4 separate regions of the Homo sapiens genome follow, and all the other regions are linked to region 2. A link is an interaction called in ENCODE POLR2A ChIA-PET data of the cell type or tissue named here. Cell type or tissue: MCF 10A. All regions are shown on one strand.

Region 1 (8,000 bases), 650 kb before region 2:
CACCACCTCGCCTGGCTAATTTTTTGTATTTTTAGTAGAGACGGGGTTTCACCATGTTAGCCAGGATGGTCTCGATCTCCTGACCTCGTGATCCGCCCGCCTCGGCCTCCCAAAGTGCTGGGATTACAGGCATAAGCCACCGCGCCCAGCCTAAAATGGTAGTTCTTTCTTATCTCTTAGTTTTTCGTTTATATTTTTCTCTTTCTTTGTTCTAGATTTTCTCCTTCTAGAATTCTAATTCATTCCTCAGTTGTATCCGTTCTGTTATTTATTCCATCTGTGATTCCATAACATTACAGATGGAATAAATTACAGAATAGATATAGATGTTTTGAGACAAGGTCTCACTCTGTCGCCCAGGCTGGACTGCAGTGCCGTGATCATGGCTTACTGCAACCTCAACCTCCCCAGCTCAAGCAAGCCTCCCACCTTAGCCTCTGGAGTAGCTGGGACTACAGGCGTGTACCACCTAATCCAGCTAGTTTTTTTAATGTTCCCCAGGCTAGTCTCAAATTCTGAGCTAAAGCAATCCTTTTCAGCCTCCCAAAGTGCTGGGATTACAGGCATGAGCCACCATGCCAGGCCAATGTTCTTTAATCCAACCACTGTATTTTTCTTTTTCATATACATATATTTTTTGAGACGGAGTTTCGCTCTTGTTGCCCAGGTTGGAGTGCAATGGAGCGATCCTGGTCCACCGCAACCTCCACCTCCTGGGTTCAAACGATTCTCCTGCCTCAGCCTCCCGAGTAGCTAGGATTACAGGCATGCACCATCACGCCCAGCTAACTTTAACTTTATATTTTTAGTAGAGACGCGGTTTCTTTTTGTTGGTCAGGCTGGTCTCGAACTCCCAACCAGGTGATCCGCCCACCTTGGCCCAGCCTGCCAAAAGCATTTTAAAAAGTAAAAAAATCCTATAGTGTCAGGCCCTGCTCAACAGCTTGCTATTGCTGTAAAGATAAACACGTGGTCTATCCCCTCAGCACATTTTCACTCTTATCTTGCACTGTTTAGTCGTATCTTGAGCCTCAGCCACCCTGATCTTTTAGTTTCTCAAACAGGGCCTTTGCACAAATCGTCCCTTCATTTGGAGCACTGTGAGTTTTGTACAAAACTGATTCATCCTAAACCTTCAAGTCTCAGGTTAAATGTCACCTCTTCAACAGTCATCACGAGATTCCAGGCCAGAAGCAGTGGCTCACACCTGTAATCCCAGCACTTTGGGAGGCCAAGGCAGGCAGATTGAGGCCAGGAGTTCAAGACCAGCCTGGCCAACATAATGAAAACCTCTCTCTACTGAAAATACAAAAATTAGCTGGGCGTGGTGGCACAACGCCTGTAATCCAGCTACTTGCGTGGCTGCGGCAGAAGAATAGCTTGAACCCAGAAGGCAGAGGTTGCAGTGAGCCAAGATCATACCACTTCACTCCAGTGGCAGGGGTAGGGGATGCTAAAGCCATCTGAGTGAAAGGTTGGGGTGGAAAGAAAACACGTGGAGTAGGCTGACCATTCCACCATCCCCAACCTTATCACTAAAAGAGGGTCATTCACACACCATATACTACTTGATTATGAAGCAACAAGAAACTAGCACAACACCTATTAAGTATTCCTGACCAAAAGATAAATAATCCAAATCTAGACCTACCTACTAACTGCAAGTTACTAGGGAAAATGGAGAGCAAGCAGTTAATAAGTCAAATCCAGAACGTAGGTGTTCTACAGGACCTGGGACGGCAGGGAAGATTAAAGTGGGAAGATTAAACTGGGAAGATTAAATCTTTAATTAAAGATTAACGATTGTTATAGAATCTTAAAAAACCAACTGCAGCCGGTGGCCTGTGCCTGTAGTCCCAGCTATTCCGGAGGGCTGAGGCAGGAGGATCCCTAGAGTCCAGGAGTTTCAGGCTGTAGTGTGCAATGATCACACCTGTGAATAGCCACTGCACTGCAGCCTGAGCACACAGTGAGACCTCATCTCTTTTTTTGAGACAGGCTCTCGCGCTGTCGCCTAAGCTAGAGTGCAGTAGCTCCATCCCGGCTTGCTGCAGCCTTTACCTCCTGGGATCAAGCAATCCTCCCACCTCAGTCTCTTGGGTAGCTGGGACTGGAAGCTCGCTCTATGACACTGATTTTTTTATTTTTTGCAGAGATGGGGCTCAGTTTGTTGCCTAGGCTGGTGTCGAACTCCGAGACTCAAGCAAACCTGCCCCCTTGGCCTCCCAAAGTGCTGGGATTAAAGGTGTGAGCCACTGGGCCTGGCCGAAATCCCATCTATTAAAAAAAAAATGTATGAGGAGAGAGAAGACTAAATCTAAACTGAGATACAGTAATACTTAACACCAAGAGGTTCCAAGTATCTTTGACAGATACTAGTTCCACGTGCCAACAGCACAGAGCTGCAGCATTTTCTCCGGGTGTTGCTTTTAAACTGTGGTTTTCGGCCGGGCACGGTGGCTCACGCCTGTAATCCCAACACTTTCGGAGGCCGAGGTGGGCGGATCACCTGAGGTCTGGAGTTCGAGAACAGCCTGGCCAACCTGGTGAAACCTCATCTCTAATAAAACACAAAATTAGCCAGGCGTGGTGGCGCACACCTGTAATCCCAGCGACCCGGGAGGCTGAGGCAGAAGAATCACTTGAACCCGTGAGGCAGAAGTTGCAGTGAGCCAAGATCGCGCCACTGCACGCCAGCCTGGGCAAAAAGAGCGAAACTCCACTCAAAAAAAACAAAAACAAAACAAAAACACAACCAAAAAAACCTGTGGTTTTCAAGCTTTAAGGTATACAAAAATCACTGGGAGGTGTGCTCATTAAAATATATTTCTCTGAGCCCCATCTCGATACTGTCTGTAGGTTTCAGTGTGGCCCCAAAACGAACATTTTTTCTTTTTTTTTTTTTGAGACGGAATCTCCCTCTGTAGCCCAAGCTGGAGTGCAGTGGCGCGATCTCGACTCACTGCAACCCCCGCCCACGGATTCAAGTGATTCTCCTGCCTCAGCCTCCCGAGTAGCTAGGATTACAGGCATGCGCCACCACACACATCTAATATTTTTGTATTTTTACTAGAGACGGGGTTTCACCAGGTTGGCCAGGTTGGTCTCGAACTCCTGTCCTCAGGTAGATCCACCCACCTCGGCCTCCTGAAGTGCTGGGATTACAGGCGTGAGCCACCGCGCCAAGCCAAAACAAGCATTTTCAAACAAGCACTCAAGTGCCTCTAAGGTAGACTGTCCGCAGACCTAAAAACTAACTTAAAAACTTAAGACACGTCAATGTCATTCTACCCGGTTCCCTCTCTCCCACCTCCTTTCTCCAAATTGCCTCAACAGTCCTCAAATGTTGTGTCCAGTTAAACTCAATCCAACTACGTCGACTTTAGGTTTGTCACCTGTTGGCCAAAGTTACTTCACGTCACCCCACCTCCACTTTTATCTTCCGCGAGCCCTCATCCCACAACTCTTCCCCTCCCCCCGAGCCCTTCTTCCGCCTGGCGCGGCCTTCCCCACGCCGCCCGACCCACCTCTCAAGCTCCTCCCGCCCGCTACCCGCACAACTGGCGGTACGGCCGCCTGCTCCTCACTCTCCAGCTCCCGCTCCCGGCACCCCGCCGACGAAGGCCAAGAGCCACACCTTACGGCAGCTCCATGAGTCGCTCCCCCGCCGAGCCCGGGTGGGGGGAGGGGTGGCAGTCACAGATCCTAGGGCCTCGGCAGCATTTTGAAATGGCGAGTAATGAAGCCGCAACTTCCGGCCTCCCACACGGCCTCACACGAGGGCTTCCGGTGAGGCCTCCGGAAACCATAGATGGAGCAATGGGAGGACTAGAGAGCTAGAAAGGCTGAGCTCACTACCATAGAGTAGATCCTAGTCCGGGGAGAGAGTCGTGGGGCCCGAACGGTTGAAAGTCGTCAGATTTGAAGAGATAATAAGTGAGGGACTTGCAGGGTCTTGTGATATTTACAGACGTGTATTAGGAGATCAGAAAACAGAGAAGAGGAAGAGCTAAGGTCATAATCACAGGCTGCCTTCAGCTCTTCGGAAAAACTACGCTTCCTCTGCCATTCCCCAGTCCTCACCCTTACTCCCCAAGGGTGGTAGGGAAGGGAAACGGAGCGATGGCGGCACTAGGGTGGCAAGGAAGCTTGAAGCCATGTCAAATAAATAGTTGAAAGCACCAGCCGCTGTGGCTCACGCCTGTAATCCCAGCACTTTGGGAGGCCTAAGGCAGGCGGATCACCTGAGGTCAGGAGTTCGAGACCAGTCTGACCAATATGGTGAAACCCTGTTTCTACTAAAAATACAAAATTAGTCGGGTGTGGTGGCGCATGCCTGTAATCCCAGCTACTCAGGAGAATCGTTTGAACTTGGGAGGCGGAGGTTGCAGTGAGCCGAGATAGCGCCATTCCAGCCTGGGCAACAAGAGCGAAACTCCTCAAAAAAAAAAAAAAAAAAGAAAAAGAAATAGTTGAAGGCTCAAGGGAGTTTTTAACCTGCATATAAACGAGGGAGGCCGGGCGCAGTGGCTCTCCCCTGTAATCCCAGCGCACTTTGGGAGGCCGAGGCGGGCGGATCACCTGAGGTCAGCAGTTCGAGACCATCCTGCCCAACATGGCGAAACCCCCGTTTCTACTAAAAATACAAAAAATTAGCGGGGCATGGTGGCGGTCACCTGTAATCCCAGCTACTTAGGAGGCCGAGGCAGGAGAATCGTTTGAACCCGGGTGGCGGAGGTTGCAGTGAGCCGAGATAGCGCCATTGCACTCCAGCCTGGGCGACAAGAGCGAAACTGCATCTCAAAAAAAAAAAAAAAAAAAAAGAGGGAAAGGGTTGAGCATAGAAATTGGAAGCTGTCTTCAAATAACTGAATAGTATAATATTGGAAATAACGGAGCCTTATTCTCTTCTCCAAAGTGCAGAACTAAAACCAATAGAAATTACAAGGCAGTATTTTTAAGCTCAGAAAATCCTCTAACATTTAGAGTTGTTCTGAAATAAATGAAATTAGGTATTTGGGGGAAGTAATGTCATTTGAAGACAGCCTGCCTGAGAGGTTTGTTGAAAGCTCTTCTATATTAGGAAACATTAAAACTGGCTGTGTAACCCAAGAAAGCTCCATCTCAGTGTTCTTTGCACCTGTCTTTTAGCATTTACCACGTATTTTTTTTTTAGTTATTTGTGTATATACCATTCTTATCTCTCCCAATAAGCAACAACAAAACCTGGCTCCCAATGCTAGATACAGACCCATGCAAAAGAACACAGGGCAGTAACCTTCCTTAAATTTGTACATTCCGCTTTGTTCTACTTCTAGCATAACCTCCTGCATAGCTGGGAGATCCAGGGTTCCATTAAGGAGCTGAAGAATTAACTTCTTTTTCATAGAAATCTGCAACCACCTCACTCACAAAAAAAAAAAAAAAAAGGTCAAGGGTGCTTTTTTAGGTGAACCACTGTCAACTATTTCCCCTGTCCTTTTGTGCAATTAGTATTTTTTAAAACTTTCAACAGGAATTTTTTTTTTGTAACTTTTAAATAGCATCTGGTTAGTTTGGATCCTTTCCTAATGTCTCCTGGAGCCTTGGAATATGATCTGTTCATGCAATTCAGTTTGTGTGAGATCAACAGGTATTTGTTGAGGCCAGGTGCAGTGGCTCACACCTGTAATCCCAACCCTTTGGGAGGCCAAGGTGGGAGGATCGTTTAAGCCCAGGAGTTCAAGACCAGCCTGGGCAAGAAAGCGAGAACACCATCTCTACAAAAAAAAAAAAAAAAAAAAAAAAAAAAAAATTAATTAGCTGAGCATCCTACTTGTGCCAAGCACCAATCTAGAGGATTCCAAAACAAGACCTGAAATCTGTCTAGTGGAGGAATCAGACTGTCCAGGTAAAAAGAATGTGGTAAGTGCAATGATTGATGAGCTGCAGTTAACCTCCTCTAGGTTAAGAGAGATAAGCCTTTTCAATTTGGGCAAAATATTGACCAACATCTTTAATTCGTCTTCATTTAAAATCTCGAGGGCCCGGCGCAGTGGCTTATGCCTGTAATCCCAGCACTTTGGGAGGTCGAGGCAGGTGGATCACGTGAGGTCAGAAGTTCGAGACTAGCCTGGCCAACATGGTAAAACACTGTCTAAAGATACAAAAAAGATTAGCCGGGTGCAGTGGTAGGCGCCTATAATCCCAGCTACTCGGGAGGCTGAGGGAGGAGAATTGCTTGAACCCGGAGGAGGAGATTGCAGTGAGTCGAGATTGCTCCACTGCACTCTAGCCTGGGTGATGGAGCCAGACTCTATCTCAGTCAATCAAAAAAAACAAAACGTTGATAAATATGTTGACGAGGCCATGGTGAAGAATAGAGTTTTTCCCATCGTGGTTGACACTGATTTGTGAGTAATTGCTCATCTTCTAATTTTTTTAAAAAAATAGACACAGGGTCTTACTATGTCGCCCAGTCTGGTCTTGAACTCCTGGCCTCAAGTGATCCTCCCCCACACCTTGGCCTCCCAAAGTGTTAGGATTACAGGTGTAATCTTATAATCCTACAGGTGGCACCCGCCAGCACGCCCAGCTAATTCTATGTGTGTGGTTATTTTGTTTTGTTTTGTTTTGTTTTGTTTTTGAGACGGAGTTCCCTTCTGTTGCCAGGCTGGAGTGCAGTGGCACGATCTCAGCTCGCTGCATTCTCCGCCTCCCAGATTCAAACGATTCTCCTGCCTCACCCTCCCAAATTGCTGGGATTACAGGCGCGTGCCACTACGCTCCAGCGTGGGCGACAGAGGAAGACTCCATCTCAAAAAAAAAAAAAAGAAGAAATGAAAGAAAGAAATGAAATTGGAAATTGGCTTAAAAACTCAACTGAGTGATCACCACTTCCTTCTTTAAGAACTATGCTCACAAACCATTGATTCGAATAAAAAGACAGGAAATCTGGGTTCTAGTCTAGCTATTTGTAGAAAACAGAAGAAGTTACACAGGTTTCCGGTCTTCAGTTCCCTAATCTGTAAAACAAAATGGCTGAATTCAGCCATTTCTTATGGCCCTTCTAGTTTTAAAAAAATTAAAAGTCAGTATTATTGGTCTATAGCCTTTCTGAAAAAAAAATATAATTAATGACTTTATACATATCAAAAGGTATAAAGAATATGATCTCCCAGCTGGGCGCAGTGGCTCAGGCCTGTAATCCCAGCACTTTGGGATGCTGAGGCGGACGGATCACCTGGGGTCGGGAGTTCAAGACCAGCCTGCCCAACATGGCAAAACCCCATCTCTACTAAAAATACAAAACAATTAGCCGGGTGTGGTGGTGCATGCCTGTAATCCCAGCTACTCGGGAGGCTGAGGCAGGAGAATCGCTCCAACCCTGGAGGCGGAGGTTGCAGTGAGCTGAGATGGCGCCATTGCACTCCACCCTGGAAAACATAGTGAGACTCTGTCTCAAAAAAAAAAAAAAAAAGAATATGATGTCCCTTTTCCCATTCCTCTTCCTAAGAACAATACACATACAAAGAAGTTCCCTGTAGTCACCTCTATGGTATCTCCTTTCTTCATCCTCTGGGAACCACTATCTTGAATTTGGTATGTACCCCTGCCATGCATTTCTTTAGACTTTTAGAGTTTATATGTGTATATATTCCTTAAAAATCTGTTTATGCTTTTAAAATTTTTATAAATGGCATCAAACTATATGTGGTCTACTGCAACTTACATTTTTGCTCAGCATTGTGAAGTTCAGTGCTGTTAAACCGTGTAGTTATGGTTAATTTAATTTTGTTGTTGTTCGAGACAGAGTCTTGCTCCGTCACCCAGGCTGGAGTGCAGTGGCGCAATCTTGGCTCACTGCAATCTCCACCTCCAGGGTTCAAGCAGTTCTCCTGCCTCAGCCTCCGGAGTAGATGGGATTACAGGCACGCGCCACCACGCCAAGCTATATTTTGTATTCTTAGTAGAGACAGGGTTTCACCATGTTGGCCAGGCTGGTCTCAAACTCTTGACCT
Region 2 (8,000 bases):
GACCAAGGCATTAGTGATGTCGGACTTTCAGCCCCACCCTCCCACCCGGGGAGGAGGAAAGGAGCTGAAGGTTAAGCTGATCACCAACGGCCAATTTAATCAGTCATGCCTACATAATGAAGCTTACATAAAAACTGAAAACAATGGGGTTCTGATAGCTCAACATGTGGAGGTTCCCAGAGTGGTGAGCTTGCAGAGGGCACAAAAGCTTCGCATCCCTTCCTATATGCCTTGCCCTACGCATCTCTTCATCTGTACTTTTTGTAATATCCTTTATAACAGACCAGTAAATACAAGTGTTTCCCCGAGTTCTGTGAGCTGCTCTAGCAAATTAATCAAACCAACGGAGGGGTCATGGGACCCAGTTTATAGCCAGTCAGTAAGAAGCACAGGTAAAACAATCTGGAGCTGACAATTAGCATCTGGTGGAGGACTGAGGGGCATGGAAGGCAATCTTGGGGATTGAGCCCTCAACCTCTGGGAACTGACGCTATCTCAGGTAGATAGTGTTAGAACTGAACTGAACTTGACGACTCTGAGCTGATGTCCACTGCCGAACTGATTGCTTGCTTGGTGTGTGGGGAAATATGCCCATACATCTGGTCACAGAAGTCTTCTGTGTTAATTATTGTCAACTGAGGAAACAGAAAAATCTACTTGGGTTTTTCCTGCCACTCAGACACGGGAACAAAGCGCTTTAAGGAGGGAGCAGCCAACAGTGCCAAATGCTGTTGAGAGTTTAATAAAATGAGGATTAGTACTGATCATTAGATTTAATACCACTAGTCTTTGGTTCCCTTGGTGAGAGCTCTCTGGGTGGAGAAGCCAAAATGGAGTGTGGTGAGGAGTGAGTAGTAGAGGATGATTTCAAAAGTGTACTACTACTCTGAATAATAACTTCTCAAATGCAAAATAAATTCAAACATGAACTGAGTTGCAGGTCACTGAATTCTGCAAGTGAATAAAATATTTCTAGAATTCTGTAAGACCACTTCTATCCTTACCCAGTTGTTTTCTTGACTTTGTTTTAGAATGAATCTCTTCTGCATCATCTAATACAAGGTTCATATACTCATCAAAACCCTAGAAAAATAAACAAACTGTTATCTTCAAAGAAAATCACATTCAAACCATTTTAAATGAGTATACCTATGCAGATAAAAACTCCAACTAACTTCAAAGATTCACTCTTCTCAAGCCCCACCCCACCTTCCACCCAAAGTTTTTTTTTTTTTTTTTTTTTTTTTGAGAAAGGATCTCACTTTGTCTTCCAGGCTAGAGTGCAGTGGTGCAACCTCGGCTTACTGCAGCTGGACCTCCTGGGTTCAAGCAATTCTTCTGCCTCAGCTCCCCCCAAGTAGCTGGAACTACAGGGCGCACCACCATGCCTGGCTACTTTTTGTATTTTTGGTAGAAACAGGGTTTCATCATGTTGCCCAGGCTGGTCTCGAACTCTGGAGCTAAAGTGATTCATCATGCTCGGCCTCCCTAAGTGCTAGGATTACAGGCGTGAGCCACCTTGCCCAGCAAAATATTTAAAAATTAGCTGGACCTGGTGGTGTATGCCTATAGTTCCCAGCTACTAGAGGCTGAGGTGGAAAAATCACTTGAGCCAAGGAGTTCAAGATTGCAGTGAGCTGAGAGCACCTGGGTGACAGAGCCGGACCCCAACTTAAAAAAAAAAATTTAGGGTAGCCTGCTATCCCAGAAGCCTTATTTAACTAACCCCACTGAGCTCTCTATTCAGGTATCACCTAACCCACAACAAATAACCCCACCCTCCCTAATTTCATTTATTTTGTCCCCCCTCTCCATACTAACATTGTCGCTCAATATTTTTTTTTCGAATAATTTTTAAAAGTTAATTTTCAGCCAGGCGTTGTGGCTCATGCCTGTAATCCCAAGACTTTGAGAGGCTGAGGTGGGAGAATCACTTGAGCCTAGGAGTTTGAGACCAGCCTGGGCAACACAGTGAGACCTCATCTCTATAAAAAATAAAAATTTAGCAGGCTGTGATGGTGCACGCTTCTGATCCTAGCTACTTGGGAGGCTGAGGCAGGAGGACTACTTGAGCCCGGGAGGTTGAGGCTGCAACGAGCCATGATTGTGCCACTGCACTCCAGCCTAAGCAACAGAACAAAGCCCTTTCTCAAAAATCAAATACAAATTTTCTTCTCAACATAGACAGAGGAAAGAAAATGAATTAAAAGTTATTTTCCCTATTAAAAACTACCCAATCCTTATCTATCAACAATGAAAAAAGGCTAAACAGCAGCACCTGAAAAACTTTCCTTAGGTTGGATCTTTGACTTTTTATACACTGTTCTGGCTAGACACTTTCTGTTAAGTCTTTTTCTACGACCGAACTGCTATGAGATGAAATCGCCTGGATACTCACAATGATACAGCCTTCTATCCGCATATTCACTTGCTCATAGAGCCACACCTGAATCCGCGATCTCTGAAATAATCATAAAAGTGGAAACGTTAAAAAAAGAAAAATAGGGCCGGGCGCGGTGGCTCACGCCTGTAATCCCAGCACTTTCGGAGGCCGAGGGAGGTGGATCACAAGGTCAAGAGATAGAGACCATCCTCGTTAACATGGTGAAACCCCATCTCTACTAAAAATACAAAAAAAATTAGCTGGGCGTGGTGGCGCACGCCTGTAGTCCCAGCTACTCGGGACGCTGAAGCAGGAGAATCGCTTGAACCCGGGAGGCAGAGGTTGCAGTGAGCTGAGATCGCGCCACTGCACTCCAGCCTGGGCACAGTGAGACTCCGTCTCAAAAAAAAGAAAAGAAAAACAGGCCAGGTGCCTCGATTCACACCGTTCCCATACTTTGGGATGCCAAAGCGGAATAATTCGCTTTGTGGCCAGGTGTTCAATATAAGCCTGCGCAACATTAAGCAAGATCTCCCCGCCCCCCGCCCCCCAAAAAATTGAAGTATACAAAACCTAACCATTTTGGTCAAACGACAAGAGAAATATGGCTCCTAAAAAAATTGTAATGAATGTAAGTCAAAAGTTTTAACTAATTAGCCCATATCTAAGAATTATTCACCAATAATAATAACCTCAAAAAGAATTTTCATTTAATAAGTTCTATATTGGAACTGTATAAGCTAATAATTTTCCTGTGATTTTGGGACTCAATATTTCTTACTGCTTCTGGTCTCAATCTATTAAGAGTGAAAGTTTTTGACAGCATAGCACAAAGCAGTAATTTCTAATGACCAAGGGCTTATCTCCTGCAGCAAAATCCAGTTCCAAAACAAAGCCTTCTCATGTCACACACCTAACAACTAGGACAGGAGCCCTCAATTCAGGTGGTTAAGAATTATTATCACCTGAAATTAATGTTTTTCAGTTGTGTTATCACACTATAAAATTTAAGTTGCTAAAATTTCCCTCAAAGGAAAGCAGCTGCCACTAAACTCCTCTGAAGCTACCCCTTCTCTCTTCCTTTTTTCGTCTTTAAGTTTTCCCACAGGTATTAAACACACCACCTCTTGACATGGTTTAAGTTGGCTGGGTTTTTCTTCCAATGTTTCATCCTAAAGGGGAGAGGTTCCAATGTTCTAGCCATAATCACTACTAACAAAACTACTGATGCCCAAATACCATGGTCAAGTCTGCTAATAATACTTTTTGGAATTAAAAAGTATTTTTGATCTTGCAAAGTAATGGATACAATTCTTTGCATGTTGGGAAGTGGCATGGATACACACCACTTCATCACATTAGTGCTTTCTAAGTACTCCTTCCCCTCAATTACCCTCCAATCTCCAGTTACATCTATTTTTAAATTCTAGAACACAGCGATCGCTCAGGTTAACACAAAAAACTAAATCAGTTCACCTCTTATTTAAAAAGTAGTTACGAAACAAGCAACTTACGTACATTTTGTAAGTATCTGAAGATGAGGTTCTGCACCACAGTGGCTAAGGAAAAAATACAAAAGCAGCATAGACTCTGCTTCCTGAAACAACCGGACGACGCTATTCCCGTCTCACCTTTGTTTACTAAACGCGAGGTCTGGTGCTTACGCAAACAACAAGTGCCCAGCTGGGCATTCGTTACGGGTCTTCTAAAGACTAAAGAACATCCATTCCACTTTCATCCCCCTGGAGTTTCCCAAAACCGTTAACTCCCGTTTTCACTCCGCACCTGAAGTTCTCTTCCCTCCTTTTGCCGCGTCCATTCCTGCATTCCCCACGGCAGGGGTCCCCCCAAGACCACCTCCCCACCATCACGGTTCAACTACCCGCGCTTTCTTCCAGTCTTGGTAGCCCCGGGGGCTCATGGGATGTGGATCCGTACTCCACTATCCCAGGCCTGCCCTCAGCCTGCGCCTTCGCACCCCGTATTCTGACCCGAACCTCCTAGTCCTGACATCCTGCGTAGGATACGATGGGCTGCACCATAACCTTCTGCACTTTCTGACCCTGGCCACGGTACGCCATGGTGGAATTTCACAAAGAGCACACCCGCACGCTGCCTCTGAGAGCAACTTCCGGAATAAAGAACCGGAAGCGGAAGTGTGAAGGTCACGCGGCGGCATGGGCGGCTCCTGGGAAATGCCCCTCTAGCCATGAAGTCACGTTTCTTCGCTGCATGGCCTCCGAGGGAGGCCAAACTGAGGCGTCTGCGCTGTGGAAGGTGGGCCGGTCCTACAGCGCCACCTGGAGGGAGGCGGGAGGAGGTGCCTTCGGTTGTATAGTGGCCGTGGTAGGAGGAGTGCCGTCCTGTCTCCAATTTCTTTTCTTTTTTTTTTTTTGAGGCGAAGTCTCGCTCTGTCGCCCAGGCTGGAGTGCAGTGGCGCGATTTCAGCTCACTGCAACCTCAGCCTCCAGGGTTCAAGCGATTCTCCTGCCTCAGCCTCCCGAGTAGCTGGGACTACAGGCGCCTGCCACCACGTCCGACTAATTTTTTGTGTTTTTAGTAGAGACGGGGTTTCACCATGTTGGCCAGGATGGTCTCGATCTCCTGACCTCATGATCCGCCCGCCTCGGCCTCCCAAAGTGCTGGGATTACAGGCGTAAGCCACCGCGCCCGGCCTGTATCTCCATTTTCTGAGTTAGCTTGAAAAGCCAAAATCGTCCCAGTGTGTATCTCTATGTGTAAAATGAGTTAATTTCGTGCCTTTCCTAAAGCCTATTTTGCTGGAGTTTAGGCTTGATAGCAGCGTTGTGGTGGAAAGGGTAGGGCGGCAAGGAGCCCAAACTTCAGGCCTCCCACCTCTGGCAGTCGGCCAGAGGCGGTCTGCATTCCAAAGCCAGACGCCTGGTTCCCTCCAGTTACGGATTCAATTCTCATCCATTTCGTGGAGAGTTACTGTTCAGGTGGCAACTGAGGGTGGCGATTTACCAGGAAGACGCTGAAATCCACATGCTGGGCGCAAATCCAGCTCTTTTAGAGTTGGTGACCAAGGATAAATTACTCAGCCTCGCCATGTCTTGGCTTAGTTTCCAAAACGGAGATTATAGTAAAGATTAACTTTACTCAGGGGCTTAAAGATTCAATGAAATAATTGTCTATGTGTGCACACAGTTAGGCGTCAGCCAGTGTCAGAACATGTCCTTCCCTGGATAACACAGCTACTAAGTGGAGCAGCTGGAATTTGTAGGTGTGCCTGACCCCAAAGTCCACCTACCTTTCCATTGTGTCATGGCTTGTGGCCTGGCAGAGATTTCACTTAATTGGCATACACATGTTATAGAGGAGGAAACTGAAGTTTAGACTTTTGAAAGGACTTGCCTAAGGGAACACGGATTAGGGCAAATGGCAGAATCAAAATTAGCTTTTCTGAGGGCTTCTGTTTAATGGGGATAATAGTAATAACGACTTCAGAAAGGGGTTGAGTTGAAAGTGATTTTTAAACTACACAAAGCGGCCAGGCTCACGCCTGTAATCCCAGCATTTTGGGAGGCCGAGGCAGGTGGATCAACTGAGGTCAGGAGTTCGAGACCAGCCTGGGCAACATGGTGAAACCTTGTCTCTACTAAAAATACAAAAATTAGCCATGCATGGTAGCACATGCCTGTAATCCCAGCTACTTGGGAGACTGAGACAGGAGAATCACTTGAACCCAGGAGGCAGAGGTTGCAGTGAGCCGAGATCATGCCACTGCACTCCAGCCTTGGTGACGGAGCGAGACTCCGTCTCAAAAAAATAAATAAGAATAAATAAATAAATAAACTACACAAAGCTGGCAAATGCATGGGATAACTATTTCCTTTAAAAAATTTCAGCCAGGGCTGGGCACAGTGGCTCATGCCTGTAAATCCCAGCACTTTGGGAGGCTGAGGCAGGCAGATCACAAGGTCAGGAGTTTGAGACCAGCCTGGCCAATATGGTGAAACCCCGTCTCTATTAAAAATACAAAAATTAGCTGGGCGTAGTGGTAGGCGCCTGTAGTCCCATCTACTCAGGAGGCTGAGGCAGGAGAATTGCTTGAATCTGGGAGGCAGAGGTTGCAGTGAGCCGAGATCGCGCCACTGCACTCCAGCCTGGGTGACAGAGCAAGACTCTGTCTCAAAGAAAAAAAAAAAAAAATTTCAGCCAGGTGCGCGAGCTCATGCCTGTAATCCCAGCATTTTGAGAAGCAGAAGCAGGAGGCTTGCTCGAACCCAGGAGTTCAAGACCAGCCTGAGCAACATAATGAGACCTTGGCTCTACCAAAAAATTTAAAAATTAGCCGAGCCTGATGGTGCCTGCCTGTAGTCCCAGCTACTCTGGAAGCTGAAGCAGGAGAATCTCTTGAACCCGGGAGGCAGAGGTTGCAGTGAGCAGAGATCATGCCACTGCACTCCAGCCTGAGCAACAGAGCCAGGCCCTGTCAAAAAAAAAAAAAAAAAAAAAAGATTCCCTAGCTGGGTTTTGTGGCATGGCCTGTATTCCCAAGAACTAGGGGAGGCTGACGTAGTAGGACTGCTTGAGCCTAGTTCAAGAGTGCAGTGAGCTGTAATGGCACCTATAAATAGCCACTACACTCCAGCCTGGGCAACATAGTGAGACCCAGTCTTTAAAAAAATCATTCCCCCACCCAAACCCAACAGAGTGTCATGTTGTCTGACTTTAAGACAGCGTGTTTATTTATTTTTCCCCACCGCCCTCCCCCACCTTCTTTTTAGACAGGATCTCCTGATATGGCACAGGCTGACATGCAGTGGTACAATCTCGGCTCACTACAACCTCCCCACCAGGGCTCATGCGATCCTCCCACCTCAGCCTCTGGAATAGCTAGGACCACAGGTGTGCACCACCACACCTGGCTAACTTTTTGTATTTTTAGTAGAGACGGGGTTTTGCTATATTGACCAGGCTGGTCTTGAACTCCCGGCCTCAAGTGATTCTCCTGCCTTGGCCTCCCAAAGTGCTAGGATTACACGTGTTAGCTGAACCTGGCCAGGATTACTTTTTTAAATCCAAGTACATGATGTCTTTTTATTTGTTCAAACTTTCCTTTGAATCTTTCAAAAGTTTTTGGTTGTCTTCATATAGACCTTGTGATTTCTTAAGTTCAACCTTAGCTATTTCATCTCTCTTCTTCTTAAAAATTCTATCTTTTCCTCAATTGTATGCTCTAGCTGGTTTTTAGGGGAAAAAAAGAATGATAAATGCAACTACATAAAAATAAAATTATGCATGACTAAAAAGGGAAACAATAAACAAAGTCAAAACATCTAGGAAAAATATGTTTGCATTACATCTGAAAAATGATTAATTTTACTAATATGTAGAGTTCCTGAAAAAGAATGCTATTCTGGTCTTTACTGATGTGTAAGAAATATTCCAAAACTTAGTAGCTTAAAACAACAACCATTTTGTTATAATTCATGACTTCATGGGTCAGGAATTTGGGCAGGTTCTCAGCTGAGTGATTCTTCTGCTCCACAAGACATATCTACGGCTTTGGTGTGTATCTTTGGAAGACTGGCCTCAGCTGGGTCCCTATCTCTATGTAGTCTCAGCCCTCACCACACGGTTTCTCTAGAAG
Region 3 (8,000 bases), 540 kb before region 2:
CTAAGAAACTGAAGATTTGATTCTGAAATTGGCCCTAGCTTTTCAGTTTTGCTGCAAAGAAAATTAAACTGGGTATTCACAGAAGCAATAACATTCAGATGCTGGGCTTAGCCTAGTGCTTAAGTAGCAGGGAAATCTCTGTTTTGTGCATTATTATTATTATTATTTTTTGAGACGGAGCCTCTGTCACCCAGGCTGCATTGAAGTGGCACGATCTCAGCTCACTGCAACCTCCACCTTCCGGTTTCAAGCGATTCTCCTGCCTCAGCCTCCCGAGTAGCTGGGATCACAGGCACCTGCCACCATGCCCGGCTAAATTTTGTATTTTTAGTAGAGATGGGGTTTCATCATGTTGGCCAGGTTGTTCTCGATCTCCTGACCTCGTGACCCTCCTGCCTCGGCCTCCCAAAGTGCTGGGATTACAGGCGTGAGCCACCGTGTCTGGCTATTTTGTGTGTTACTAATCACGATAATCATGGTATTGTAAAATCATGATGATCTCTCATTTACAAAAGTGGGCCAGGTATGGTGGCTCACGCCTGTAATTCCAGCACTTCGGGAGGCTGAGGTGGGAGGATTGCTTGAGGCCTGGAGTTCAAGACCAGCCTGAGCAACATAGTGAGACACTTTCCTCTACAAAAAAAAACAAAAAAACTGGCCCATGGTGGCGCACACCTGTGGTCCTAGCCTATAGACCCAGTTACTGGGGAGGCTGAGACAGGAGGGTTGCTTGAGCACAGAAGTTCAAGCCTGCAGTGAGCTGTGATTCCACCATTGTACTCCAGCCTGGGTGATAGACTCTGTCTCAAAAAATAAAGTCAGATGGAATCATGCTTTAATACTAGATATATGGATCATTGAGACTGTCTCAAAAGAATAAATGTTATCAGAAAAAAATTTTTACTCCGAAAAAGAAAGCATTTGGGTTATGGCAACCCTATTAATGGATGAAAGAATAATAGCACTCTTAATTCAGGCACTTTCAAGATGAAAGGATAATGAAGAAAAGTTATTAAGATATATTTCTGAACTGGAAGGAAAGAAACTAACATTTAGTTGCAGTTAAACAATATTTAGTACAAACTGAGTTGACATCCCCGGGTTATAATTTTATTTCTATCTTGGGGTTAATTGAAGCATGTCTGCCATTCCCCAGTAATATATGTGAAAATGGCTACATTTACATTAAGCCAGATTTATTGCTATGCTTATCCTGATATTTCATAGAAATTGTGTTATTTTTCTTTTGTACTTTAGTAGAAAGTTAAAAGCAAATATTTAATTGCTGACCTCAGAATTTCTTGTTTTTTTGAGATGGTCTTGCTCTGTCCTCCAGGCTGCAGTGCATTGGTGCGATCTTGGCTCACTGTAGCCTCAACAGCCTCAACCTCCCAGGCTCAAGCGATTCTCCCACCTCAGCCTTCTGAGTAGCTGGGACTCCAGGTGCACACCACCGCACTCAGCTAATTTTTCTGTTTTTTGTAGAGATGGGGTTTTGCCATGTTGTCCAGGCTGAGACCTCAGAAATTTAGATAGTTACTCAGATTTGGGAATTTGGTGTTCTCTGGCATATTGTCATTTGGAGACTTCATTTGGACTCTATTCTCTGTACCTTTTTAAAATAAAAATGGGAAATTTTCATTTTTTTCTCATAATGCACGTTGTTTATAAAAGCATCTAATACAGAGATGTACAAAGACATTTTTGGTACATTAAAAAATAATGCTTCCCAGGGTACCTTTCTGAGCTGAGAGACTTAATTTCCTTTTATCTGTAAAAAGAGGTTTTGAGAGTTATTTAATGATACACAGGTTAGCTATTTGGAATCTTTCCTTATGAACTTAGTTGAATGTTTTGTGATCAACACAAAACACCAATCTTTTCCTTCCTGGATGTGCTCCAGCGAGACTTAAGTCTGTGTTGGCAGCATGCTATTGAGATCTATAATAATCGGTATCATAAAGAGGATACGTAAATCTCTTCTAACCCTGCTGACTTTGAGGATTCATCAAGCAGGACCTATGATGCTTTCAACCAATATGTTTCAGTGACAGGTTTGACATCAGGGAATTTAAAGAGAACTAACTCATTCTACACATGGAACGGAGAAGGCAGTTGAGAGTAGGAGTTATGTATTACCATGTAAGCAATTTGAGTTACATCAGTGTTTCACCACTGGCAGACGCCTTAATCTTATCAGAGAGAGACAGGGGAAACTAGGTTTGTGGAAAGTAGGTTGCTTGACCCATGGGGAGGATACCCTAGAGATCTAATGAGCCTGAGAGCCGCAAGGCCTGGAAAGCTGTACAACAAGGGAAGCAGCTTTGGAACAATTTTTCAGGTTTTGTTCTTGTAATCTTTTATACTTCCCCCTTTATCTCAGTAATATCCTTTATGTTTCCTCCTGCCTTTATTTGCTGAATATTTTATTTTCACTACTGTTTTATAGATCCCTACCAAGAAGAAGGATGAAGAACTTAATAGCAAAAGAAGAGCACAATTGCCAGAGATGCGAGAAGAAAGGACCTCACACGGTTCTTGACTTTTCTACAGAGCTCACTGCACATTTTCCCACTAAAATGTTGGGTAAATATTTATACTTAAGATTGGATTGGCCAGGGGTGGTGGCTCATGCCTGTAATCCCAGCACTTTGGGAGGCCAAGGTGGGAGGATCTCTTGAGCCCAGGAGTTCAAGACCAGTGTGGGCAACATGGCAAAACCATCTCTACAAAAAATACAAAAAAAAAAAAAGAAAAAGAAATTAGCTGGGCAAGGTAGTGCATGCCTGTAGTCCCACCTACTTGGGAGGCTGAGTTGGGAGCTGTGATTGAATCACTGCACTGCAGCCTGCACGACAAAGTGAGACCCTGTCTCAAAAATGTTGAAAATAAAAAAGATGGATTAACTTTCAGAAACATTCCAAGGATATTCAGGGTCAAAGAAAGAGGTGATAGTAAATGCTGCTTTGAGTTAAGCCTTCTTTTCTTTTTTTTTTTTTTTTGAGACAGTGTCTCACTGTCACCCAGGCTCTGAAGTACAGTGGCATGATCACAGCTCACTGCAGCCTCGACTTCCCAGGCTTAGGCAATCCTCCTATCTCAGCCTCTCGAGTAGCTGGGACCATAGGTGTGCACCACTTTGCTCACCTATTTTTTGTAGAGACAGGGTCTCACTATGTTGCCCGGGCTGGTCTCAAACTACTGAACTCAAGCAAGTAGCCCACCTTGGCCTCCCAAAGTGCTGGGATTACAGGCATGAGTCGTCAGGTCCAGCCATACCTCCTTTTCTTAATGGGCTCTGAAGGCAAAAACCAGAGGAGTCCCAGGGGTTTTGAAAAAGACTTATCTGGATATATGTTCTGAAGTGGGTGTTTTTAAGACCGCATTTTATCATGAAAGACTAGTTCCTCTTTGGATCTCAAATAATCACCTCAAAGAGCCCTCTGATCACTCTATCCCCCAACCCCTCCTTTTTCTCTCACAGTACCTTTTAAAATTATGTTCACTCTGCCCTCATCTTGTTAACATTTTTACTTGTTTCTCATCTACCACCACCCTCACTAGTCTGTAAACTCCATGAGAACAGGGATCTTGTCGTTTATGAGTCCAGAGCCTAGAACTGTGTCTGGTATGCTATAGTCAATAAATATTTGTTGAATAACAACTTTTTTTTTTTTTTTTGAGACAGGGTTCCACTCCCATCACCCAGACTGGAGTGCAATGGTGCAATCTTGGTGCTGAACCTCCGCCTCCCAGGCTCCAGCGATTCTCCTGCCTTAGCCTCCTAAGTAGCTGGGACTACAGGCAGATGCCATCACACCCAGCTAACTTTAATTTTTTTGTAGAGATGGGGTTTCACCATGTTGCCCAGGCTGGTCTCGAACTCTTGGGCTCATGAGCTGCCTGCCTTGGCCTCCCAAAATGCTGGGATTATAGGCGTGAGCCACCACGCCTGGACTCTTTTTTTTAATATATATAAATAGAGATGGGGTCTGGCTATGTTGCCCATATAGCAACTCCTGGCCTCAAGCAGTCCTCCTGCCTTGGCCTCCCAAAGTGCTGGGATTACATGTGTGAGCCACTGGGCCTGGCCAAGTTAATAGCTTTCCCAAAGTCACCTCTCTTATCAGCTTTATTGAAGTTTCATCCACACAGCCTTGTCTGACCAGAAACAAGTGTGCCACAATCATCAGATGATGTAGAATCACAGAATTTAAATGTCCTTAGAGAAAAGCTACCGTAAGCTTTAACTAAATTTGTAGAAAGTAATTACAAATTTCAATTTGGCTAGGTATACCACATCCATTAATTCTAGTGTCATTATTAATATAAGACACATTGTTAATTTATGAATTTAATATGCGAGCAAATCAACTGAGACCCTCCTTTCCCAGAATTAATAGGCTGCATTGGAGTACCAGAGTATTCTTGCCACCACACCAGGGGTTTTAGCTCTTTGGCAGAAGATTGGCTTTGGGTTTCTAGTGATGCTCTGTTGTCTCCACCAGATGGCGTTATCTTCCATCTGGGAGTGCCTGATGGACACCTGTTATTACAGATCTGGTTGCTATTGCTCCCCTGGAGGTGGGTCCCTCAATGTGTAAACAAGCTGGAAAACTGCCCTGCCCTGCCCATTCCAGGCCTGCCTGGCCCAGTGTGACTCCACCTTTTTGTGGTAATTACCCAGAAGTAGGGGCTCTTTCTTATAGGAGAACCAAGATTTGTATTTGAACACAAACAAAGGAACTGATTTTTTTTTTGAGTCTTGCTGTCGCCCAGGCCTAGGCTGGAGTACAGTGGCACGGTCATAGCTCACTGCAGCCTCCAACTTTTGGGCTTAAACAATCCTCCCACCTCAGCCTCCCAAGTAGCTAGGACCACAGGCATGCACCACATTGCCTGGCTAATTTTATTATTTTTGTGTGTAGAGATGGGGTCTAATTATATTGCCTAGGCTGGTCTCAAACTCCTGGCTTCAAGAGATCCTACTGCCTGGGGCTCCCAAAGTGTCGCGATTACAGGCATGAGCCACCTCACTTGGCCCTTGTATACTTTTTTATCACTGTTCAAGTCACATTGAATTTTAATTGTGATTTGCTCTTTCCTTTCTTCCTCTGTGGTGGAAGGGTCTGCGCAGTGACCAGAGTATTTTAGACACATGATACACTTTTCTTTAACTCAAGTGGTAATTTCCATAGCCTCTTTTTTCCAACACACAGGCTCCCTCCCGACATAACAAGTAATTTATGAATTCATTTCAAAGAAGCAATTTTGTATGTGAAAAGGTCTATCTTCAATGTTTACATTATTTTGTATTTGTAGTATTTGATTTTTTTTTTTTTGAAAAGCTAGCATTATTAGTGATGACCTGAAACCCAAAGTTTTAAATCAGTTGATGTAAGGTCGTCATGACTACTCTTTCCAGTGGTAGCCTAAGGTTCGCTGAAACATTGTCATCGTTATGAAAGGCACTTCATTATGCAGGATACCATTCATATCCAGTTTTCTAAGATGGTTGAGGACATTGTTTTTTAAACTTTTCTGTTTTTTAAATTGACAAAAATTGTATATGTTTACTGTCTACAACATGATGTTTTGAAATATGTGTACATTGTGGAATGGTAAGTCAAGCTAATTAACATGTATTACCTCACATACTTAGCATTTTTTTTGTGGTAAGAACCCTTAAAATCTACTCTTAGCAATTTCCTTTTTCTATTTATTTATTTATTTGAGACAAGCTGGAGTGCAGTGGTGCAATTTCGCCTCACTGTAACCTCCGCGTCCTGGGCTCAAGCAATTCTCATGTCTCAGCCTCCCAAGTAGCTGGGACTACAGGCGCGTGCCACCACACCCGGCTAATTTTTTGTATTTTAGTAGAGACAGGTTTCACCCCATGTTGCCCAGGGTGGTCTCGTACTCCTGAGCTCAGGTGATCTGCCTGCCTTGGCCTTCCAAAGTGCTGGGATTACAGGCGTGAGCCATCACGCCTGGGCTTTTTATTTATTTATTTTATTTTATTTTATTATTTATTTATGTATTTATTTATTTTGAGACAGAACCTTGCTCTGTTGCCAAGCTGGAGTGCAGTGGCATGATCATGGCTTTCTTCAGCCTCAACCTCCTGGGCTCAGGCAATCCTCTTGCCTCAGTTTCCCGAGTAGCTGGGACCACAGGCTCACACCACCACAACAGGCTAATTTTTAAGTTATCTGTAGGGGCGAGATCTCCCTATATTGCCCAGGCTGGTCTTGAAGTCCTAGGCTTAAGTGTTCCTCCTGCCTCCCAAAGTGTTGAGATTACAGGTGTGAGCCACCTCACCTGGCCAATTTGCAAGAATATAATACATTGTTATTGACTATGGTCACCATGTCGTACAGTAGATCTCTTGAACTTATTCCTCCTCACTGAAAGTTTGTATCCTTTGAGCAACGTCTCCCCAACCCACTTCTTGTTTTTTATTAACTTATTAAAGTATAATTTACAATAAGTTTCACTCATTTTAAGTATGAATTCAATGAGTTTTGATAAACACGTGTAGTCATATAAACACCACCACTATCAAAATATGGATCATTTCCATCACCCAGAAAGTTCCCTTATGTTCTTTTGTATTCGGTCCCCTTCCCAACCTCCAGCTTTTGGCAGCCATTGCTTTTCTTTTCTTTGTCTTTTTTTTTTTTTTTGACAGACAGGGTCTTACTGTCACCCAGGCTGGAGTGTAGTGGTGTGATCACGGCTCACTGCAGCCTTATCTCCCTGGGTTCAGGTGATCCTCCCACCTCAGCCTCCTGAGTAGCTGGGACTACAGCTGTGTGCGACCACACCCAGCTGGTTTTTTGTTTTTTTTTTTTTGTTTTTGTTTTTGCTTTTTTTTTTTTTTTTGTATTTTTAGTAGAGATAAGGTTTTGGCATGTTGCCCAGGCTAGTCTTGAACTTCTGGGCTCAAGAGATCTGCCTGTTTTGGCCTCCCAACATGCTGGGATTGCAGGTGTGAGCCACCACGTCTGGCCTTTGATCTGCTTTCAACACTTTTAGCTCTTCTAGAATTTCAGAAAAATGGTATCGGATGTACAGCATGGACCCTTCTGTGGTGGGCTTCTTTACTGTAATGCTTTTGAGATTCATCTGTGCTGTTGAGTGTCTCTGCAGTCCATTCCTTCTGTTGAGTGTATCAGTAGTCCATTCCTTTTCATGGCTGAGTAGTATTTCATTGTATAATTATACCACTATTTGTTCATTTACTAGATAATAAACAGTTGGCTTGTTTAAGTATGAATTCAATGAGTTTTGATAAATATGTGTAGTTATATAAACATGACTACATATATAAACATATAAACATATACATATATAAGCACATATAAATTTGTGTCTATTATGAATAAAGCTTCTATGAACTGTTGAGTACAAGCGTTTGAGTGGACATATGATTTCATTGCTTTTTGATAAATCCAGGAGTGAGACTGCTGGATCATATGGTAAGTATATATCTAATTATATAAGAAACTCCCAAACAGTTTTCCAAAGTGGCTATACTACTTGGCAGCAGCGTATGAGCTCCAGTTGCTCCACATCCTTGCCAACACTTGATATTGTAAGTCTTTTTAAGTTTAGCTATTCTAGTGGCATCTTATTTTGGTGTAAATTTGCATTTCCTTGGTGTTTAATGATATGGAGCATCTTTCCACATGTTTATTTGCATTGATAAATACCTTCTTCAGTCAAGTGTCTGTTCAAATCTTTTGTCCTTTTTTTTAAGCCAAATTGTTAGTATTTATATGGATTTGTGTATGTGTGTGTGTCTTTAAAAACATATTCTAGATATAAGTCCTTTATATTTTGCAAATATTTCTCCCAGTCTGTGGCTTGCCTTTTTATTTTTTAAATTATGTAATTTGGGGAGCAGAATTTTTTTAATTTTGCAGAAGTTCAGTTTATCAATTTTTTCTTCTATGGTCCATGCTTTTCCAAAGGTCTTAGAAGTTTTTCCCTAACAA
Region 4 (8,000 bases), 640 kb before region 2:
GGATCTCGGCTCACTGCAAACTCTGCCTCCTGAATTCACGCCATTCTCCTGCCTCAGCCTCCTGAGCAGCTGGGACTACAGGCACCCGCCACGGTGCCTGGCTAATTTTTTGTATTTTTAGTAGAGATGGGGTTTCACCGTGTTAGCCAGGATGGTCTCAATCTCCTGACCTTGTGATCTGCCTGCCTTGGCTTCCCAAAGTGCTAGAATTACAGGCATGAGCCACCACACCCCGCTGACTTAAGGTTCCTATATATGAATTGCCTAATCAGACCTTTTGCCCATTTTTCTATGGGATTGTCTTTTACTTTTTTTTTTTTTTTGAGACAGAGTCTTGCTCTGTCGCCCAGGCTAGAGTGGAGTGGCACAATCTCGGCTCACTGCAACCTCTGCCTCCTGGGTTCAAGCAATTCTTCTGCCTCAGCCTCCCAAGTAGCTGGTACTACAGGTGCCCGCCACCATGCCTGGCTAATTTTTTGTATTTTTAGTAGAGACAGGGTTTCACTGTGTTAGCCAGGTTGGTCTTGATCTCCTGACCTCAGGTGATCCACCCACCTTGGCCTCCCAAAGTGCTGGGATAATAGGCGTGAGCCACCACGGTAGGCTTGTCTTTTACTTATTGATTTGTAGGAGTTTTCCATATAATCTGGATATTAATCCTTCTTGGTTATATATGTTATAAATAATGACTTCACGTATGTAGCTTTTCACTTTTTAAACATTGTCTTTGATTAACAATTTTTAATGAAATAAAATTTGTTAATTTTCTTATGTTTTGTGCTTTTTAAAAATTTATTATGTAAGAGATTCTTCCCCATCTCTGGGTCATAAAGATACTCTCATATATTTTCTTCTAAAAGTTCCAAAGATTTGTTTTTCTTTTTTCAAGGGTCCAAAGGGCCAGCTAGAAAGATTTGCTTTTCACACTTAGGGCCAGCTAGAAAGATTTGCTTTTCACACTTAGGGCATGTTGTAACATGCAGATCCAACATACAGTGCCCTGACTGGAGCACAGTGACTCCGTCCTGGCTCACTGCAGTCTCCACCTCCTGGGCCCAAGCGATTCTCCCACCTCAGCCTCCTAAGTAGCTGGAACTATAGGCTCACGCCACCACACCCGGCTAGTTTTTAATTTTTGTATTTTTTTGTAGAGAGGGAGTTTCACCACATTGCCCAAGCTGATCTTGAACTCCTGGGCAAGAGCGATCCTCCCACCTCAGCCTCTCCAGTAGCAGGAATCACAGCCAGGTGCCACCACGCCCAGTTTATTGATTGATTATGTGGGGGGAGGGTGGCGGCAGGAGGGGGCAGGTCTCGCTATGTTGTCTAGGCTGCTCTCGAACTCCTGGCCTCAAGCAGTCCTCCCATCTCGGCCTCCCAAAGTGCTAGGATACCGTGCCCAGCCTTAAAAATCAGCTTTATACATCTCGTTCCACTTCAATCAAATATGTTAATTCTTTGTTGAAAGGTGAATGGTGTCACAGAAGGTTGAAAGAGCAGGATCCATAGGATCTGTTCTTGTTACATCTTTGCCATTAAATCTTTATGTGCCTCCATGAATGCTTATTACATGTCAGACACTATTGCAAACAATGTCTATATACTATATTATTTAAATCTCACAGTCATCCTATTGTCCTGACACACAGAGAAATAGCTTGCTCAAGGTTACACAATGGTAGTCAGGATTCAAATAGAGCACCTAACTTCAGAACCCAGGTTTTGTATAAGCATTTATCCTTTGTTTGTTGTCTTTTTTTATCCTTTGTTTTTCAGTGCACATATATGCACCCTTTTCTTGAAAATACAAAACAAACAAAACCCTATTGATTTGAAATGTTTCCTAACTTAAAAATGTTTTCTATTTTTTTCCCAAATCCTATTCTTCCGAAACATGATTATTAATAGCTGCATAATAATTAAGGCCGTACCATAATTTATGTAGCTATTTTTCTCGTTTCTGATTAAAATGCCGTGACGATCTCTCCTGTAGTCAGATCTTTTTGTACACCCCTGATTCTTCTTTTTTTTTTTTTTTTTTTTTTTTGAGACAGAGTCTCTCCCTGTCGCCCAGGCTGGAGTGCAGTGGTGTTATCTCGGCTCACTGCAACCTCCGCCTCCCAGCTTCAAGCGATTCTCCTGACTCAGCCTCCTGAGTAGATGGGATTACAGGAGTGTGCCACCACGCCCGGCTAACTTTTTTGTATTTTTTAGTAGAGACGGGGTTTCACCATGTCGATCAGGTTGGTCTCGAACTCCTGACCTCGTGATCCGCCCTCCTGGGCCTCCCAAAGTGCTGGCATTACAGGCGTGAGCCACCGCGCCCCGTCACCTCTGATTATTTCTTCAGGACAAATTCCTAAAAGTGGAATTGCTGGACCAGAGCAATCACCCCGAAAGAGGTTAAGGATGGAATTAAGGTGAAGTAACATCAGCTAACAAAGACCTTTACTGTCCCACTCTCAAAGCTCTACCGTGGTCATTCTCAACACCAGCTCCATAGCAAAGGGCAGTGCTCAAATTACTGATGGCTACGGAAGGGAAGAACCTCCAATGCCAAGATCAAAACAATCTCTCTTCAATGCCATGTTCAGTTTTCCTGTCTCTCTAGCTTAGTAGGGCTTCTACCCCCAAGGTCGCTGCTGGTGAACTCTTCCAGAGTTTGCGCCCCTTAAAATTACTTGGATGCGCCGGGCCAATCACCGGAGGTCAGGAATTCGAGACCAGATTGGCCAACACGATGAAACCCAGTCTCTACCAAAAATACAAAAATTAGCTGGGCATGGTGGCAGGCGCCTGTAATCCCAGCTACTCGGAAGGCTGAGGCAGGAGAATTGCTTGAACCCGGGAGGTGGAGGTTGCAGTGAGCCGAGAGATCGTGCCATTGCACGCCAGCCTGGGCGACAGAGGGAGGCTCCGTCTCAAAAAAAACAAAAACAAAAACAAAAAAACAACTTGGATGCTTTCAGGCGACCTATTGGATAACCTCACCATCCTTCCTTTCTCTCACTTTATACCGCACAGTGCAACCCGATAGCTTCAGAACAGCATATTCATAGTCTCTTAGACAGATTCATTTTTTTCTATTATTGGATAGGTTTTAGCACTGATGCCCATTCTGTTATCAATGGTAAAATAGATCGAAGGTTATTACAGCACTTCAAAAGTGACACCTCGCCATTCTTTTAATCCTGAACCTATTTAACTACAAATAAAAAAAGCCTACCTAATCATGCTTACTAGGCGCATAAATATCTCGCAATTCTAAATTAGCTGGTGATGCTGGTGAAAGGCGCAGAATTTGGGCCTTCTGTTTTTCCTTTTACGCACGAATCACGAACTTTCTTGGCGTTAAAGCAGTCTCACAGTGTGGATGATGCAATCACTCAAGGGTCCTCATTCTTATGTAAGAAACGGCAGAACAAGCTGTTGTCTACGGGAGCCCGGATAGCTCAGTCGGTAGAGCATCAGACTTTTAATCTGAGGGTCCAGGGTTCAAGTCCCTGTTCGGGCGTCTTGTTCTCTTTTCCTCAATGAACAAATACAAATTGTACACATTATGGTGTATAACACCATGTTCTGAAATACGTATATATTGTTGAATGATTAAATCAAACTGATAAGGTTATGCATTACCTCGCATACCTTTTTTTGTGGTGAGAGCACAAGGTGCTTGCTTTTAAGTTTTTTTCTTCCTTTCTCAATTATGAGCCATCAAAAAACAAATATTTTTCTGGGAAACCACTGTGCCAGACCTCGATACTCTCCAAGAAATTAAATGACTTTTCAGTCATTTTTTTTCCTCCCTGAAAACACGTCTATCTAGCATATTCTGAACCCAGTGAAAAATGATTTGAATTCAACTTGAAATGTAAGGGTTTACGATGTCCGCTCTTGGGACTTGATGGGATAATTTAGCAGGTTAAAGTAACGAAAACTACAAACGCCCGAACAGGGACTTGAACCCTGGACCCTCAGATTAAAAGTCTGATGCTCTACCGACTGAGCTATCCGGGCGCTCCCGAAGAAAAGCTCTTTCTGTTCACTCCATATAGGTTGCTACCTTTTTTTCTTTTTTTTTTTTTTTCAGTTTTGAGATGGTGTCTTACTCTGTCGCCAGGCTGGAGTGCAGTAGCGCGATCTCGGCTCACTGCAACCACCGCCTCCCGGGTTCAAGTGATTCTCCTGCCTCAGCCTCCCGAGTAGCTGAGACTACAGGCGCGCGCTACCACTCCCAGCTAATTTTTGTATTTTTGGAAAAGACGGAGTTTCATCATGTTGGCCAGGACGGTCTCGATTTCTTGACCTCATGATCCGCCCACCTTGGCCTTCCAAAGTACTGGGATTATAGGCGTGAGCCACCGCGCCCGGCCTGCTTCCTTTTAAGTAGCTACATTTAGGTTTTAATTAGAATTAAAGGGTTTTTTTTGTTTTTTGTTTTAGCAAGATAAAGCAAAACAAATATTTTCCTTTCCTTTTCTTTTTGTTCCATTCACACATGTTCCATGAAGAACATGTGTTCTTCAGCTGTTTCATGTTTGATAAGTTACCAGTATTTACTAAACTCTCTAAAAGGAAATTAATGGTAGTAAATGACAGAAAAATGGGCAACCAAGATGAATATTCAAAATTTAGACATGGGGTTACAACCTCTCTTTCCTTCCTTCCTTCTTTCCTTCCTTCCTTTCTTCTTTTTTTTTCTTTCAATCTTTGCAGCTGTGCCAAGGAGCAACCTCTTTTTATTATACTTCTGCCTTCTATTTAGCACTTCCCTGATAAGATCTCTTAATTTTAATTATTCTACCAAACTAGATTACAACATCTCTCCCATTAATGAAAAATACATTTCCATTCATCAGATGATGTAGTTGTTAGATAAGTATTACTTAGCACAAAAGAAGGAAAGACACTTTTGATTCATGCACAGAGGAGCTAATACTATAAGAAAATAGACGTGATTGTGGAAAGGTCTGAATTAAGATTGCGGGAAAAGGAGTTTAGACCTTTAATTTAGATTGAATTTTGCCTTTCCTCCCCTTTCAGGCAAGTTGCCGTTTTCTTTTCTTTTCTTTTTTTTTTTTTTTTTTTTTGAGTCGGAGTCTTACTCAGTCGCCCAGGCTGGAATGGAGTGGCAGGATCTCGGCTCACTGCAACCTTTGCCTCCCAAGTTCAAGCAATTCTCCTGCCTCAGTCTCCCGAGTAGCTGGGATTACAGGCGCCTGCCACCACACCCGGCTAATATTTTTGAATTTTTTTAGTAGAGATGGGGTTTCACCATGTTGGCCAGGCTGGTCTTGAACTCCTGACCTCAGGTGATCCGCCTGCCTCTGCCTCCCAAAGTGCTGGGATTACAGGTGTGAACCACCGCACCGGCCTCAAGTTGCAGTTTTCAAGACAATCTCATAAGATGAATCCTCCCAAAGCAGTGTGCACCAGTGGGAGCAACATAGGGTATTAAGAATACAAATCTCCAGATCAGCCTAGTTTTTCCTAAAATCAGTTTCTTTTCTTTTCTTTTTTTTTTCTTTGAGACGGAGTCTCGCTCTTGTTGTCCAAGCTGGAGTACAATGGAGTGACCTCGGCTCACTGCAATCTCCACTTCTTCGGTTCAAGCGTTTCTCCTGCCTCAGCCTCCCGAGTAGCTGGGATTATAGGCACAAGCCACCACGCCTGGCTAAATTTTTGTATTTTTAGTAGAAATGGGGTTTCACCATGTTGGCCAGGCTGGTTTCGAACTCCGTACCTCAGGTGATCCACCCGCCTCGGCCTCCAAAAGTGCTGAGATTACAGGCATGAGCCACTGCGCCCAGCCACCTAAAATCAAATTTCATCAACCCTGACACATGGGGTGTGGAACACAAGATTATGAAATTTCAAATACTGATAAGGGAATTTATTTTAGTTTCTGGGAACTAGTGGCTTCTGAACACAATGAACAACAAAATAGCTCAGCCTCAGTTGGAGGAATTTTTCTTTCCTACAATTGTCTGATTCTTACAGAACAAAGACCAACAAACTGTGTGATCCTGAGCAGGCCTGGGTTTCCACATTTATAAAACAAGGGAAATTGATTAGATGGCCTCGAGATAACTTGTAATTCTAAAGTTTTACCATTCTGTTACTTTTTTCCATTGTGAATAAGATTAGAAGGAACAGACTCAAAATTTGCCAGAATGGAGTGATTTAATTCAACAAACATTTACTGATCGTCTATTACAGGTTAGGCTATGCGCTAGCCCTAGAGTCTGAGATGAGTAGGACATGGGTCCTGCTAACAGTCTAGGAAAGAAGACACACACAGAAACAAACAATTTCAACATAAAGTGGAGTGGCGGCAGATGAAGATGGACAGGAAAGCAGGGTTTATAAAATAAGGGTGGCTGGGCCCTTGAGTTTTCAGCAGGGAAACTGCATGATCATATTTCAGTTTAAACAGTTTAAACAAGTTAAACAGTAAAACAGTTTAAACAATGTTAGAGGTGTACTGAAGAAATTGTAATGAGCAAAACACAGACATTTATTTATTTAGACATATTTTTTTCAGCACCCACTGTGTTAGATAAGGAAAAACTGCTAGAACTGTTTCTATGAATGAGATGTGGAAATAAATTATAACACTTAAATTTTAGGGAAGGGAAATGGTGTCTATCCAGGCCTCCTTAAAAGGGCAAGAATAGATAAAGGGGTCTTCAAGTTTTTTCCTCCCCAAGGCTTTGTTACATCACACTCCCTTTCTTCCGGGATAACAAAACCTGCTGTTTAAAATTAAACTGAATGGGATTAATCAATCTAAAATTTGCTTACTCATTACCCACTGCTTCCACAGCAGTGAGCTAGGCACAGTAGGGAGGAAAACAGGAAATCTGGAAGGAATGTGGGGACTGCAAGGTGTATTTAGAGAATGGGGAATAACTTAATCTTGTTGGAGCAGAAGGAGATACAGAGGAGTAAGGTCACATTGGAGACTACACTTCCATCAGGCTAAGGCAAACGATTTTATCCTACAGGCAATGGTGAGCTATTGAAAGATCGGCTTGTTAACATTGCAAAGTCCACCCGAAATAGCATGAAATGAATCTGTTTGCTTCATTTATGTTGCATCAAAAACACCACAAGTGCCATCTTGTACTTTAGCATAAAATCTTCCTGGAGTGCTTCTTGAAGCTTCTTTATGCAGACTGTTGAACTTAATTTTCCCACTAGAGGGCAGGCTAAACTCACAGATTCTATATATTTGGTGATTCTCCTAGTTCTTAAATTTAATTTCTCCCACTATTTTTAAACTGTGTGCGTGTGGTGTGGTGAGAACACTTGAGATTACACTCTTAGCAAATTTCAAGTACACCATACATTATTAATAACTATAGTCACTGTACTGTATGTTAGATCCCCGAAATTTATTCATCTTACGACTGAAAATTTGTACTGTTTGATCAAGATCTATTTGTTTCCCTCACCTGCCAGCCCCATGGTAATCATTCTGCTGTTTCTATGAGTTTAACTTTTTTGGATTCCACATATAAGTGAAATAATATAGTATTTGTCTTTCTGTTTCTAGCTTATTTCACTTAGCATAAAGTCCTCCAGATTTGTCCATGTTGTCGCAAATGGCAGGATTTCCTTATGTATCACATTTTCTTTCTTTGTTTCTTTTTTTTTTTTCTTTAGATGGAGTTTCACCCTTGTTGTCCAGGCTGGAGTGCAGTGGCATGGTCTCAGCTCACTGCAACCTCATCCTCTGCCTCCTGGTTTCAAGTGATTTTCCTGCCTCAGCTTCCCAAGCAACTGGGACTACAGGCGCCTGCCACCACGCCCAGCTAATTTTTGTATTTTTAATGAGACAGGGTTTCATCATCATTTTGGCCAGACTGGTCTTGAACTCCTGACCTCAGGTGATCTGCCCACCTCGGCCTCCCAAAGTGCTGGGATAACAGGCATGAGCCACCGCACCCGGACCCCATATTTTTTATCCAGTCACCTGTAGACAGATACTTCTGCTG

The links. Peaks named below come from ENCODE experiments on the same cell type or tissue, not always from the same donor. Only the 100,000 strongest peaks of a DNase experiment are listed, where the experiment ranks them.
Region 1: POLR2A ChIA-PET joins it to region 2 with 11 read pairs; 3 of 35 experiments call an interaction of 5 or more read pairs at or near these places.
Region 3: POLR2A ChIA-PET joins it to region 2 with 13 read pairs; 3 of 35 experiments call an interaction of 5 or more read pairs at or near these places.
Region 4: POLR2A ChIA-PET joins it to region 2 with 11 read pairs; 5 of 35 experiments call an interaction of 5 or more read pairs at or near these places.

What each region holds. Positions count from the first base shown.
Region 1 is chr1:204,512,147-204,520,146 of GRCh38, reverse strand. It overlaps MDM4 (MDM4 regulator of p53), which reads right to left and starts at 3,741. Exons shown (of 11, transcript NM_002393.5): 1 at 3,638-3,741. RefSeq lists enhancers at 3,469-3,748, 3,779-3,858, 3,869-3,998, 3,437-4,347, 3,288-4,487 and 1 more. In MCF 10A, no CTCF peak of the experiment used is centred here; a DNase peak (open chromatin) is centred at 3,756.
Region 2 is chr1:203,858,124-203,866,123 of GRCh38, reverse strand. It overlaps SNRPE (small nuclear ribonucleoprotein polypeptide E), which reads right to left and starts at 4,525. Exons shown (of 5, transcript NM_003094.4): 1 at 4,411-4,525; 2 at 3,902-3,928; 3 at 2,399-2,461; 4 at 1,005-1,083. The coding sequence starts at 4,464. RefSeq lists enhancers at 3,420-3,995, 4,381-4,640, 4,449-4,743. In MCF 10A, a CTCF peak has its summit at 4,661 (motif pointing left); DNase peaks (open chromatin) are centred at 4,613, 5,383, 5,633, 7,883 and 1 weaker place.
Region 3 is chr1:204,395,239-204,403,238 of GRCh38, reverse strand. It overlaps a transcript of PPP1R15B not described here. Among named protein-coding and RNA genes, the nearest start is that of PPP1R15B, 13 kb to the left of the region's middle. In MCF 10A, a CTCF peak has its summit at 4,514 (motif pointing right); a DNase peak (open chromatin) is centred at 4,558.
Region 4 is chr1:204,502,544-204,510,543 of GRCh38, reverse strand. It overlaps TRK-TTT3-1 (tRNA-Lys (anticodon TTT) 3-1), which reads right to left and starts at 4,017; the gene lies at 3,945-4,017. It overlaps TRK-TTT3-2 (tRNA-Lys (anticodon TTT) 3-2), which reads left to right and starts at 3,442; the gene lies at 3,442-3,514. RefSeq lists silencers at 1,069-1,363, 3,515-3,564, 3,905-3,984 and an enhancer at 3,156-4,072. In MCF 10A, a CTCF peak has its summit at 7,219 (motif pointing right); DNase peaks (open chromatin) are centred at 2,683, 3,423, 3,953, 7,203 and 1 weaker place.